Linked DNA regions of Homo sapiens: region 2 is linked to region 1. Evidence: chromatin contacts called from ENCODE Hi-C or POLR2A ChIA-PET data. All regions are on one chromosome and are shown on one strand. Each heading gives the region's core, a stretch centred on a gene start or an enhancer-like site at or near the end of the contact. The rest is flanking DNA. Distances are from core to core; before and after follow the strand shown. Region 1 overlaps ACOXL (acyl-CoA oxidase like). Region 2 overlaps ACOXL (acyl-CoA oxidase like).

Region 1 (6,323 bases), core at 2,910-5,409:
CCCAAATCTATTTGAGGCTTTTCAAGAAAAGAAAGGCGAATGGATATGGGGAAACTTCTTTATGCATTCAGCTCTTTGTCTTAGCTGTGTGATGCTTTATCAGGAAATAGTCATATCTTTTCATTCAAAGATTTAAGTATGGGATGTTGTTGATATTAAATGTGACCATGTGTGATCATCCATCTTTATAAACAGCATGCTTGGGAGGGGCAGGTTTTGCCAGGGAACTAACTCACTCTCAGTCCATTGGGAGGCAGTGTAGCCCATGGTTAGGGATGTGGGCTCAGAGGCCTGGGCACCCTGTTCCAACTCAGCTCTGCAACCTTGTCCAAGTTACTGAACATTTCTGTGTTGCAATTTCCTACCTGCAAAATGAAGATCTTAATAAAATCTACTTCCAGAGCTTCTGAAGACTTAATGAGCAAATACAATTAAGTGCTTAAAACAGAGCCTGTTTTCTGGTGCATTTTTAAGAAGGACTTAGTTGGCATAAGACTGTATTTACACATAGGTTTTCAGTAGCATGTTTATTGCCTGAAGCAAAGAACAGCCATATCATTTTTTAAATCCCCTCCTGGAACCTCGTATTAAGGTTTTTTTAAGATGAGAGAGTTGATTTCTGTTGTTTCACAATATTGTTTGTGCAATACATATATTTTAAAATCTTGTGCATTGCATAGGCAATTAGAGGGTTATAATGGTTGCCAGCAATACTCTCGAAGTTAATGCTGTCTCTGCACTTGGAGGCCGAGCCAGAATTTGACCTTCTGATGCGTTCATTTTGACCACTTGACAGCAGAATGGTGTGTAGAGCCTATACTGCTCCTAGGTCAGCCCATCTGGGCGTGAGGATCACTGTGAAGCCCGCAGTTGGCTTCAGCCTCTTATTTCCTACCAATAAACTCTAATTCAAGGGGACAGAGGCTTCTCAGTCAGTTGCTTTCCTATTCTAGGAATGCTGCCTTTCCATCAGCATGCCCCAAGACCTGGGTGCTCTTCTTCCTGCCTGGGGCGGGTCTGGAGGTGGGGCCAGGGAGCCTCTTGCCAGCAGGGGTGAGGTTACACTGAGCCTGCTCCAATGTCCTGCAACAGCACCAAGATATTGACATATAAGGAAGAGCACTTGGGAGCTGGCTGGTAGGCCTTCAAGGGGCCTTTCCTCTTCACTTGAACTTGTTGTGGTTTTTTTTCCTTTTTCCTCATACTCTGAGGGGTGCAGTTGTAGCCAGCTTTGCACAGGGCTTTCTGCAAAGTTTCCCACCTGAAGTCCCTTCTTCAGGCAGGGGTCTGCATTGCACAGCCAGTTAGTTTTCTGTCCCTGGTTTTCTTTTGATCAGGCCAGTGAAAAACTTACTCTACACATTGAGTTTAAAAAAAAAAAGCAATTAAAAAGTGCCCTTGATTCTATTTGGACACATGTGCACAGTGTTTTATTCTTCTCTGCCTCCCATGCAATGGTGGGGGATAGTCGGTGCATGATTAGGAGGTTAAACCATATTAACTGGGATTTCCTGGTGTTGTCCTTTACAGTGGAATGGGTAGAGCTTCAGCATCTCCTTCCAGAACTTCCAGAAGTGTCTGGCCAGCTCTTGTCCTCCCCCTGCCAAGATGTTCTGCTGCAGGCTGTTCCCTGAGAGTTGCATGCATCTGCCACACCCTTTCAGTTGTAATTGTGACACCAGTGCAGAGAGATATCAATTCAGGGAGCAAAGCAGACATTATCCTTTCCCTCGATTGTCATGAGATGCCCCAGTTAGGTGTGGATCCCGAGGCACCCATGACATTGTCCTCCAAACTGTGCCTGCGGCCCCAGGTGATGTTGCTAAATTATACATGGGTAGAGGCTTTCAGCAGCGCTGTTTTTCCACCGGAGCACAAAGCACTGTGTTACAGCAGGGATTTTACATGTGGATCTCCAGGCCCCGCAGAAACCGCAGAGCTGCAGGGAAGCAAGTAACTATTTAACTGAGAGGGCACGTCAGGGTGTGAGTTAAATACAAATGAGAAGCAGATACATTGAGTGTAACTTTCTATTTGAGTTATTTCCTTGAGCACAAAAAAAAAAATGCTAAAAGTTTAAGTATTAAACCCATGTGGTTTTCGAAACAAAGAAAGTCAAGAAGGAACAAAGAAAAGTTTTACGGGCCACATTTAACTCTCCTGTCTGGTCAGATAAGAATCTGAGACCTTCAGCTCCTCCTAAATGATGGTAATTACTAGTTTTGTGATTCGGTATCTTTCTGTTCTCTGTGCCTTCTTCATTCTTATTTTACTCTAGTTATATTAATATGTCCTCACTTCCCTCCAACTAAAACACAAAGCAAAGAAAAAAGACTCGCTTCATTAGAGTGATTGAAAGACTATCTTGCACAGAGTAGATGCAGAAAAGCTATTTGTCACATGCATAAATGACATCCCCATCACTCTGGATCCTATCTCCAGGTTTATGTTAATTCCTCACATATATCAAACATGGCAGCTAGTCAGTGCCAATTCTTGAGACATAACATGTTTGAGAAACACTTTGGAAACAAATGGAAGCTCCTGACTGCAAGGGAAGGAAGGAGGGAACGTGGGCTGGTTATGTTGAGGATTAGATTCAAGTAGTTTGTTCTGGTATTTTGAATTCTTCAGGCAGTAAGTGACCCAATCAGAACAGCCTCACTTGATCTGTGCCTGCATTCTCCCCTTCACGTGTTTCTCTAACGTCTGTGACCTCCATTAGTATAAATTAATATAAGCATGGAAACAGGGCTTCTCTACATGTATGATATTTATTCATCTAACAAGCAGTTTTTGCAGGTCACAGAGGCCAGCCTACAGAAGGTTCTGCACTGTGTCCATGCTTAATGTAGTACTGAAAATTTGGATGTTTGCCGTCTGTCTTGCTATTAAGTTAGACTCTCTCACAATATCCTCAATGGTGATTTTTCTTCTGTCGATTGGACAGGTAAAGACCAAGAAGGAGGATTTTTTCCATGCCTGGAACTCGTGTCTGCACCACGTGGCTTCTCTGTCCCTGGCACACACTCACCGAGGTCAGTTGGCTCCTGTTGAATATTTGTAATTGAGTGACTCAGGGGTCTACGGGTCCCTGGAGACACAGCTCTGCAGGGAAAGGACAGTCCCAACACACAGGGAAGGGACAGTCCGTGTGTTGAATTTAGGGCCCCAAGTGACTTACAGAGACTTGAAGCTTGTGGTAAATCAACTCCCAACTTACTAGGAACACTGACCATATGACACCCACAAAGCCTGATGCTAAACCAGTCAGGAACAGCTCACTTAACACAACCTGACAATCACACGAAGCACTTGACAGGAGCCAGTTGGCAAAATGCCTGTCCCTCAGAAGTGGCCCTCTGCCTGACCATGATCTCGTTCCTAAACGGGAGGGTGTGCACACAGATAAAGTGAGAGTGTTTTAACAGGGGTCCTGCCTGAGGAATTTTAAGTGCCAGAATTACTTAGACCTCATCATCAAATTAGCAAGAAACTGGGTCAACCTTCTAAAGCAGTGGTTCTCAACCAGGGGCAATTTTGCAACGTTTGGATGTTTGGCAATGTTTAGAGACGTTTTTGGTTGTCACACTGAGAGGGGTAGTGCCACTGGTGCGCAGTGGGTGGAGGCCAGGGATACTGCTAACATGCTACAGGGCACAGACCGCTCCCCTGCAACCAAGAATTATCTAGCCCCAAATGACAGTAATGCTGAGATTGAGAAACTTGAGTATTCATTTTGGCTTCAGTCGACCAAAATAGCAAAATAAAATGAAACACTGAACACCAAGTAAGATCCATGACGGCTTATCATTGAAATTATTGTTTAATTTCAAGAATCGTCAGTTTGTTTCTCATCATGTCCTGATCTATGGGAAGAAGCTGTTAAAAGAGAAAGGCCAGTTGTTCACTGAGTTGGTAGCTTTATGGGATTTTTCATCACACTGGGTCACTGCTGGCCCTGGGAGGGCTGGGTTTGGTCATACCACAGCTTGCATCTGGGGCACTATCTCATGGGATGGAGATGGGCTCCTCGGTGGGATCAGGGCAGGTATTATGGCCAGGAACCTAGGAGTGTGCCTGCGTCCAACACAACCTCCCAGCCTGACCATCCCCCTTCCTCCCTGACTGGGCAGTTCCAAAAGAGCAAAGTGCATGTGATTCAGTGCCATGTGACTATACCTGCAGGAATGTGTGGGAGCCGCCCTAGGAGCTCTGATGAGAGCTGGATTGGAGTGAGTGCTTTAGGCTCAGACTGAGCCCAGCTTCTTCCTTCCTTCTAAGGACCAGCTCTTGGGACCTTGCACCTTTGGGTGAGCCTCCTAACACAGGGCTCTGGAGTAAACGTGCCGAGAGCACAGGTTTCTCATGGGACGGGAAGCAGGGGCCCCATGGGAACACCTCCCCAGAGACTGGTCTCCACCCAGTGACCACACTCTGAAATGACCATGACCGCATTGGCCTTCCTGATTCTGACTGAGTTCCACTTTCTGCTTCCTGGGACATGGAGGAGGAGCGAGGAGAGGGACCAGGAGCATCAGGGACTATGGGTCATGAAGGCACAGGATTGGGTCCCGTCATTTGCAGACTCAACATTTTTAATGTATTGCCCACCCACAGTGTATCAGGCTCAGAGAAACTGACTTATCTTAATTGAACTCAAAAATGAGTCATATTTAAATCTAAATGCCAGTTTATTCATCAGAAAGAAAATCCAGCCACCAAGTCATCAGTACATGCCCTATCTGTTCTACGAGCATATCTTCAGATAGAATTCAGTTATAATTAGGAGGTTGCAGGAAGTCACACTATCAAGACAGCTCGTGTCCTCAGGCCTGGCTGGAGATCTGAGTGTCCCCTGTGACCTGCTCCAGACCCTAGAGCCCACAGTGTGTCTACTTCCCTGGACTATCTCCATACACTCAGCATCAACCTCATTCCTTTAAGAAATTTATGTAAACCACCCTTCTTCTGTTGGTGGGTTATTTCTTCAGATTTGCCGATCGGGTTGAAACATATCTGGGGTATGAAACAGTACTTGAGACACCCTGATTGAAGGCGACTGTGTCTTGGGCCTTCTCATTCACTGTAGGTAGACTTGTACTGGCTTCACTCTCAGGGGTGGTGTGGCCCTGGCTCCTCCCTCTGGGCCCCTATGTACTGACCACAGATATCGCCCTTCCTGGGACATGAGGATGGACTATATGGACTCCTGGTGCAAAACTTCTAAGCATTCAGAAATGTGATCAAGTTTGAAAAGGAAGGGGGAAGTCAAAGAATCACTGCACAATTCATTTCACCTTAGAAACATGACAGTTGAGCCTTGGGCTGCACAGCCTGCTTGCTGAGAGCACAGTGGAGCTTAGTGAGGACTGAGGATGGGGGCTCTGGAGTCAGGTCACCAGGTTCAGATCCCGGCTTTACCTCTACCAGCTGTGTGACTGTGAGTGAGTTACAAACCCTCTCTGAGCTTCAGTTTCTTCCTCATTTATAAAATGTAGAGAGCATGATATTTACCTCGTGGGGCTGTTGGAAATATTAAATGAGACAACGCTCCAAAGCTCTTGCCTTTGCATCTGGCTCTTTGTTAATGTTTAATAAAACCTTTTTATTACTGCTAATCACTACTCTAGGAAAACCTTAGTTCTTATAACCAAAGTAGAACATTTTCGACCTTGTTCCTTAAAGGGAAGAAAAAGAGGAAAATGAAACAGGTTAAGTCTGAGTGTATGAGGTCTTCACACCCGGAGAAAATATCAAGGATTTGATGATGGCACAGTACAAAATAAATCCAAATCAACCCTGAACCTTTTATTGGTTCATAACCACAGTAGCACAAGTGATTATTTTCAGGAAACTGGCTTCAGGTTCAATGTCAGATAAAGAGGACTTGGAAGTATAAAGAAAGTAATGGAAGAAAAATCATAAGAATTAGTTCAATGACAGCATTTAGAAAGCCCAGGAATGTTTTGAAATCGAGAAATCCATCTGTAATGAGGAGGTCTGTACAGAACGGGTCCTAAAGATAAGGATGCACTAAACATAACACTAGCCAGTAAAATTTCACCAGCGTATCATTACATTCAAATAGCATGTTACCCTCTGGCAGAGGCCTCCAGGGGATGGGAGAAGAAGTAGAAGGAGCCCATCTGTCTTCAGTGACCAGACCCAGATGTTGCCTTTGGAGCCTTTTGAAGGAAGAATGCATAGGAAGGAAGAGAAGGATCAGTCTGTTAAAGCACAGTCTTTTTTTTTTTTTTTGACGGAGTCTCGCTCTGTCGCCCAGGCTGGAGTGTAGTGGCATGATCTCTGCTCACTACTCT
Region 2 (6,394 bases), core at 3,696-6,195, 39 kb before region 1:
ACTTTGAAAGTCTCACCTTTTACATTTAATTATTGAATCCATACACATTTTTGTGTATGGTTTGAGGAAGGGATCTAATTTTATTTTTCTCCTTTGTGGACAGTCAGTTGTTCCGGCACCGTTTACTGAATTGGACATTCTTTTCTAGTAACCTGCAAGGTCTCTTTGACATTTATTAAATCTCCGTCTATTTGAGAGTTTGTCTTGGGGCTATTTTGTTCCTAGTCTCTTTGTGTATTTTTGATCCAACAATACACTGTTATAATTACTCTGGCTTTATAATAAAATATTACTATAGTATTATTATATCAGAAATGTAATTCAGAATTGGGTTGGCTGTTCAGAATCTTTGGCCATTTCATGTAAGTTTTGTAATAAGTTTGTCAAGTTTCTTAGAAGTAAAACAAAGGATGAATATTGTAGGATTGTACTTACATGACATACCTAGAGTAGTCAAATTCGTAGAGATAGAAAGTAGAATATTGGTTCCCAGGGGCTAAGAAGAGGAGAGAATGGGTAGTTATTGTTTCATAGGTAGAGTTTCAGTTTGGGAAGATGAAAACGTTGTGGAGATGAATAGTGGTAATGGTTGTACAACAGGGTGAACGTACTTAATACCACTGAACTGTACACTTACAAATAGTCAAAATGGGCTGGGCACAGTGGCTTATGCGTGTATCAGCACTTTGGGAGGCTGAGACGGGTGGATCACCTGAGGTCAGGAGTTTGAGACCAGCCTGGGCAACATGGTGAAACCCCGTCTCTACTAAAAACATAAAATTAGCCAGGCATGGTGGCACATGCTTGTAATCCTAGCTACTTGGGAGGCTGAGGTAGGAGAATTGCTTGAACCCAGGAAGCGGAGGTTGCAGTGAGCCAAGATTGCGCCATTGCACTCCAGGCTGGGCAACAAGAGTGAAACTTCGTCTCAAAAAAATAAATAAATAAAATTAAAATGGTAAATGTTTTGTTATTTACCATTTGTTATTTGTTATCACAGGCCTGCAAACCTGCTGAAAGTTTCTTTGAAAATATATTAAATCTATATACTTGCAGAAAATTGACATATTTATAAAGCAGGTCTTCCTCTCAAAGATTTTCATCTTCAAAGTGTCCTTCAGGGTTGTATAATTTTTTCCATACATACTATATCCTTTCATAGATTTATTACTGGTTACTTTATAATTTTGTTGTTAAAAGAATATTTTTAAATTATGATTTTTGTAGTTAATGATTTATTATACATGCAATTGGCTTTTGTTTATAAATCTGACTGTAAAGAAATTTCTTTTAAATGTGTCTGTAGATTCTTTGGAGTTTTTTTCCATAGACACTAATTTGCAAATTATAAATTTTTATTTCTTCCTTTCCAACTGTTATTTATTTTATTCTTTTCATGTCTCACAGCAAGAGCTAGGACCACCAACACAATTTGAATAGAAGCCATCTTACAAGGTGTTCTTTTGTCTTATTGCTGATTTTATTTATTATGTTAGAGACAGGGTCTTGTGCTGTCTTTCAGGCTGGAGTGCTGAAGTTTTTGATAGACACACTTTACTTCCTAAAGAAGCTTATACATTTTAAATGTATTTTTGTCATTACCAGATTAATTTTATCAAATGATATTTTTCTGCATCTGTTGAAACGATCATATATTTCTTCTTCATTTTGTTAGTTTGGTGAATAATTTTTGCCGATCATCTAATGTTAAACTACCCTTGCATGCTTAAGAAACACTCAATTTTGTTATGCTGTATTATCATATTTATATTTTCTTGGATTTGGCTTGTTAGTATTTTTTAGGGGGAGGAGATTGTATATTTATGGTTTTCCATTCTTGTACATGCCTGATTTAGATTTATGTCAAAGTTTTACATCTCTCATAGAGTTATTTTGGGGGGAGTGGTTTCTTATTCTGTGAAAGAATTTGATAATTCATCAAATTTGAAAATAATCCGGGCTTGGCGAGTAAACTATTTAATTAGCTTAATTGTTTAAAGCCTAGGCTTTTCTTTTCATGTTAGTTTAAGTAAATTGTATTTTTCTAGGAATTTATTCATTTGGTTTTGATTTTATTGGTATAAGTTTTTATGTGTACTATTCTATCATTACCTTTTTAACTTCTGCTAGATCTGTAGTTGTGTCTCATTTGTCATTCCTAAAATGCCTTCTTATGCTTTCTCCTTTCTTTGTTGTTGTTGCTCAGTCTCATTCAGATGTTTGACTGGTTTATTGTTATTTTTCAAACAACTGATTTTTCCCTTTGATCCTTTGTGTCATACCTTTCTTTTCTATTTCATTGATTTATGCTCATGAATGTATTGTCTCCTATATTATACTTTTAGAGAGCTTGTTATGCTTTTTTCTTTTGTGTATTTTTTAATTATTATTTTTTTGAATGAGATTATTGGTCCCTCAAACCAAAAGTATTGAACTAGTTTCTAAGGAAACTATTCATTAGAAAATAGAATCTCACAATCCTGATTAAACACATGGAAAACACAGTAAATGATGGCCTGGGATTCTTTATAGCCATTGGGATGACGTGAAATTGAGAAATCTGTTATCTGTCTTTTTTTTTCCTTTTTTTATTGCTGCTCAGGACCCTGTTTATTCAAACTGTGGTCCATCTTAAAGCTTGAAAACACGAGCTCCTACATGTTAGGACTGTTTCACTGGAGTCTCTGTTAGTTTAAATGTCTCCATTTGTCTTCATACTAGAGCTAGTGGGTCTTCCTAATATTTCTAGCTGTTGAGTAGGACGTTTACAGTATGGTTAGCTTTTTCCTCCAATGTATTAGTTTGAAAATTGTCCAACATATTAAGGAGTTGAAAGAATAGTACGACTCCCCACCAGAATCAGTTCCATCCTTGCAGGAAACTTGTTCCCCAACTGGCCACAAATCATCTGCCCTTTCGTTTCTTTTTCAGATAGCAAAGCAGGGCTTGATTCCATCATTTTGGAAGCACGACACGCTCTCACCCATATGCAAATCTATATCCCTAGCACATTTTCCAGCACAGAGTTGAGATGTGCCAAAGGCAGTATTCCAAATGTAAATATTTGGAAAGTTCCAGTCCATTTATTTTTGTCTCAGTTATTAACCTCCAAAACAGTGTACATCTGTCTCCCACACATCTAGGTTTTACTGATTCAGTCCCTGTGTTTATCTACTTAAATCCCGAAACTTTACTTACTCTGACTTTATATGAAGGAAAGCCTTTGTCATCAAAGTGTTTTCAGCACTCACTGTGTACCGGGCACTTCTCTAAGCATTGGTGATCAGCAGTTACTAGGGGCTCTGTCTTCATGGAGTCTGCACTCCGAGAGCAGTAGGATAGTAGGCATAGTGACAGCCCTGAGAAAGGTACTCTTGAGCAGGTGGGGACCTGAGGAAAGATGGGCTGAGAACTTCCTGGTACCCTTAAATCCCTCCAGTGGGCACCCATTTGTCCGCACAGTAACTACCCCTCATTTCGGCCTGGAAGGAGTCAGTCATGGTACTGAAAAGCCTCCATGGGACGAGGTAAGGCAGATGGAGCATGGCAGGGAGAGGAGCCCTGAAAGGAAGTGGCTTTGAAAGGGGGTTGTACCTGGCTCTGCAGATAGCCCCATTCAGCTCTGGCTTGTCCCTGCAAGGGTTGTCTCTCTTCCTCCTGCATGGTAGCCTGCCACTGGGGCCCCTCCCACTCTCATCAGCCTGTGGACCTTTAGGAGGTGGTGGTAGATGTCCAGGAAAGTCAAGATTTTGCCTTGCACCCAACGTGTTTTTCTACATTATGCTGTAAAATTTACAAATATTCAGCAAAGTTGAAATAATTTTACAGGAAGCATTTATGTACAAACCATGGAGATTCTATCAACCTATTACTGTACCTGCTATATCACTATCATATCTATGGATCTGTGTATGGAACTCACCCATCCATTCACCTTCTCTTTTTGATCCATTTCAAAATAAACTGTAGACATCAGCACATTTCTAAATAATTTAGCATGAGCGTCATTAACTACAGTTACATATTTAGTTATAGTTCTTCTTATGTTGAATTTACGTACAATAAAATGCACAAATCTTAAGTGTACATTCACTGAGTTTTGACACATGCATAAACCTATGTAACCAAACTCATATTAAGATACAGATCATCACTCCAGAAAGTTCTTTCATGCCCCTTCTTGGACAATCTCACTACGCAGATACAGCCACTCTTCTGATATTTTCCCACCACAGATTAGTTTTTCTATACTAGAACTTCACATAAACAGAACCAGGCAGTATGTACTCTTTTGTAGCTGCCTCGTGAAATTGGCATAATACTTTTTGACATTCACCCATGTTGTTGTGTGTATTAGTTTGTTTCTTTTCATTATTGTAGTATTTTACTTTATGGATATAGTAGAATCATTCTCTTATGGATGAATAGACACCTGGGATGTTTGCTGTTTCTCACTTCTGTGAGTAGAACCGCTATGAGCATTCTTGTATAACCTTTTTTGTGAGCATATGTTTTTATTTCTCTTAGGCAATTAGTAGGAGTGAAACTGCTAGATCATAGGGTATGTGTTCATTTATTTTTATCAGAAACTGTGACAACATTTTGCAAAGAGATTTCACCATTTTACACTCCCATCAGCAAGCATGAGAGTTCTGGTTTCTCCAGATCCTGGGCAACACTTGATGTCAGTGTACTTAATTGTAGTCATTCTGGTGGATGTATAATGCTACCTCACTATGGTTTCCGTTTGCATTTCCCTGATGTCTAATGATACTTATTTTAATTTAATTTAAACTTTATTTAAAAATAGAGTCATTTGGATCTTCTTGTAAAATACACAGTTACAAGGAGGTTGCCTTTAGCAATGTTTCTATTTTTAAAGAAAGTCTGCACACTCTACTGCACTGGGCAGGCTCCTAGACCTACATGACATGTGACTCACATGACTCAGCGAGTGGGTGAGATCCCCTTCCTGCAGCACGTGCAGTTCACAATCTCAGGTGGACAAACATGTTCTACAGTCTGAATTCCAGGGAAGCTAATTTCCAATATCAGCCCCTGGAATGACTAAAACATACTTTTCAATAATATATGAAAGCTTTTTACATCTTTCATTAAATAGACTGAGGCAGAAACCCAAACTTCTTAAAGCCCAGATTCAGAATAAACATTGACATCTTTTAAATGTCCCGGTAATTGGCATGTAAATACTTTCCTCTTCCCTGTCTAAATGGAGGGTGATTATTAATTCAGCACTTGGCATCTCAAAAGCACTGCGTCAATTGCTTCTTAACGTTTCTCTCGTGCCTTCTGATTGAGCAACAACAGCCACTTGGGTTTTTTTTTAGTTAATATGAATTTAAGTTATTTGAGTCTTGTAATAACTTACTTCCTCAGGAAGTGGGGAAAGGGGAGGGCAAGAGGTGGCTGTGCTATGGGAAACCCTAAGTGTGAATTAACCCTTCCCCTGGTTGTCTAGGTTATCTAAAGGTTCATGGTGGGTCCATAAAATTGGCATGAAATAGAGTTTCATGATGAAAAGCTCACGAGCTTTTAATTGTGAACTTGGTTGTTTTGAGTCTGTGCTTACCTCTCTTAACTCCTCTGTGCCTCAGTTTCCTCATTTGCCAAATGGGAAAGATGGGAATTGCTGCCTGCTGAAGAAAGCTACCATCTCTGTAGCACATCCTCCCCTGTGCTTGCACACAGCCCTATCACTTCCCTCCAGGGTGCCTCTTGCTTTAAATGCTGATGTTCCCCAACAAAACCTGAGCTTGACTGAGTTCTGCCTGTGTGACCTTGAGCAAGTTACCAAATCTTGCTAAGCCTCAGTTTCCTAAACTCTACATTGGATAATTATAGTATTCTAGAATTATCGAGAAAATTGAATAATTCACAGCAGATAATGAACACAATTCCTGATATATAATATATTTAATAAGTATTATTAATTGATAAATATTTTGTAATAGATATATTTGATTATTAATATCCAATTATAATAATTATAATAAATGCCCAGCAGTGGTTATTATAAACTCACTTGATAGAGCTGTATAGTGGTTGAGTTATTATTATAAACTCACTTGACAGAATTGTATAATGGGGGCCAGGCACAGTGGCTCATGCCTGTAATCCCAGCACTTTGGGAGGCTGAGGTGGGCAGATCACTTGAGGTCAGCAGTTCAAGACCAGCCTGGCCAATATGGTGAAACCCTGTCTCTACTAAAAATACAAAAATTAGCCAGGCACAGTGGCATGTGCCTGTAATCCCCACTACTCAGGAAGCTGAGGCATGAGAATCACTTGAACCCAGGAGGTGGAGGTTGCAGTGAGCCGAGATCGTGCCACTGCACTCCAGCCTGGGAAACAGAGTGAGACTCTGTCTCAAAAA

The links. A loop is a pair of places that touch in the nucleus more often than their neighbours do. ChIA-PET counts read pairs that join two places held with the same protein, here RNA polymerase II (POLR2A). Pooled maps may share reads with other maps.
Region 2: a map of CD14-positive monocyte shows a loop between it and region 1 (2.9-fold over the local background). The contact joins two enhancer-like sites. A Hi-C loop is called at or near these places in 2 of 168 maps with a recorded cell type or tissue (CD14-positive monocyte and endothelial cell of hepatic sinusoid) and 1 of 50 pooled maps. POLR2A ChIA-PET finds 5 or more read pairs at or near these places in 1 of 52 experiments (activated CD4-positive, alpha-beta T cell).

Annotation. Positions count from the first base shown.
Region 1 is chr2:111,028,677-111,034,999 of GRCh38, forward strand. ACOXL (acyl-CoA oxidase like) reads left to right here. Exons shown (of 18, transcript NM_001142807.4): 15 at 2,951-3,038. Among named protein-coding and RNA genes, the nearest start is that of ACOXL-AS1, 84 kb to the right of the region's middle. RefSeq lists an enhancer at 3,711-4,910. Within about 2 kb of position 4,160, at least 8 of the 41 ENCODE cell types and tissues checked have a DNase peak (open chromatin) inside an H3K27ac peak, as active enhancers do; they include CD14-positive monocyte, where a contact is called at or near this core.
Region 2 is chr2:110,989,111-110,995,504 of GRCh38, forward strand. All of the region lies in intron 13 of ACOXL (acyl-CoA oxidase like), which reads left to right. Among named protein-coding and RNA genes, the nearest start is that of ACOXL-AS1, 120 kb to the right of the region's middle. Within about 2 kb of position 4,946, at least 8 of the 41 ENCODE cell types and tissues checked have a DNase peak (open chromatin) inside an H3K27ac peak, as active enhancers do; they include CD14-positive monocyte, where a contact is called at or near this core.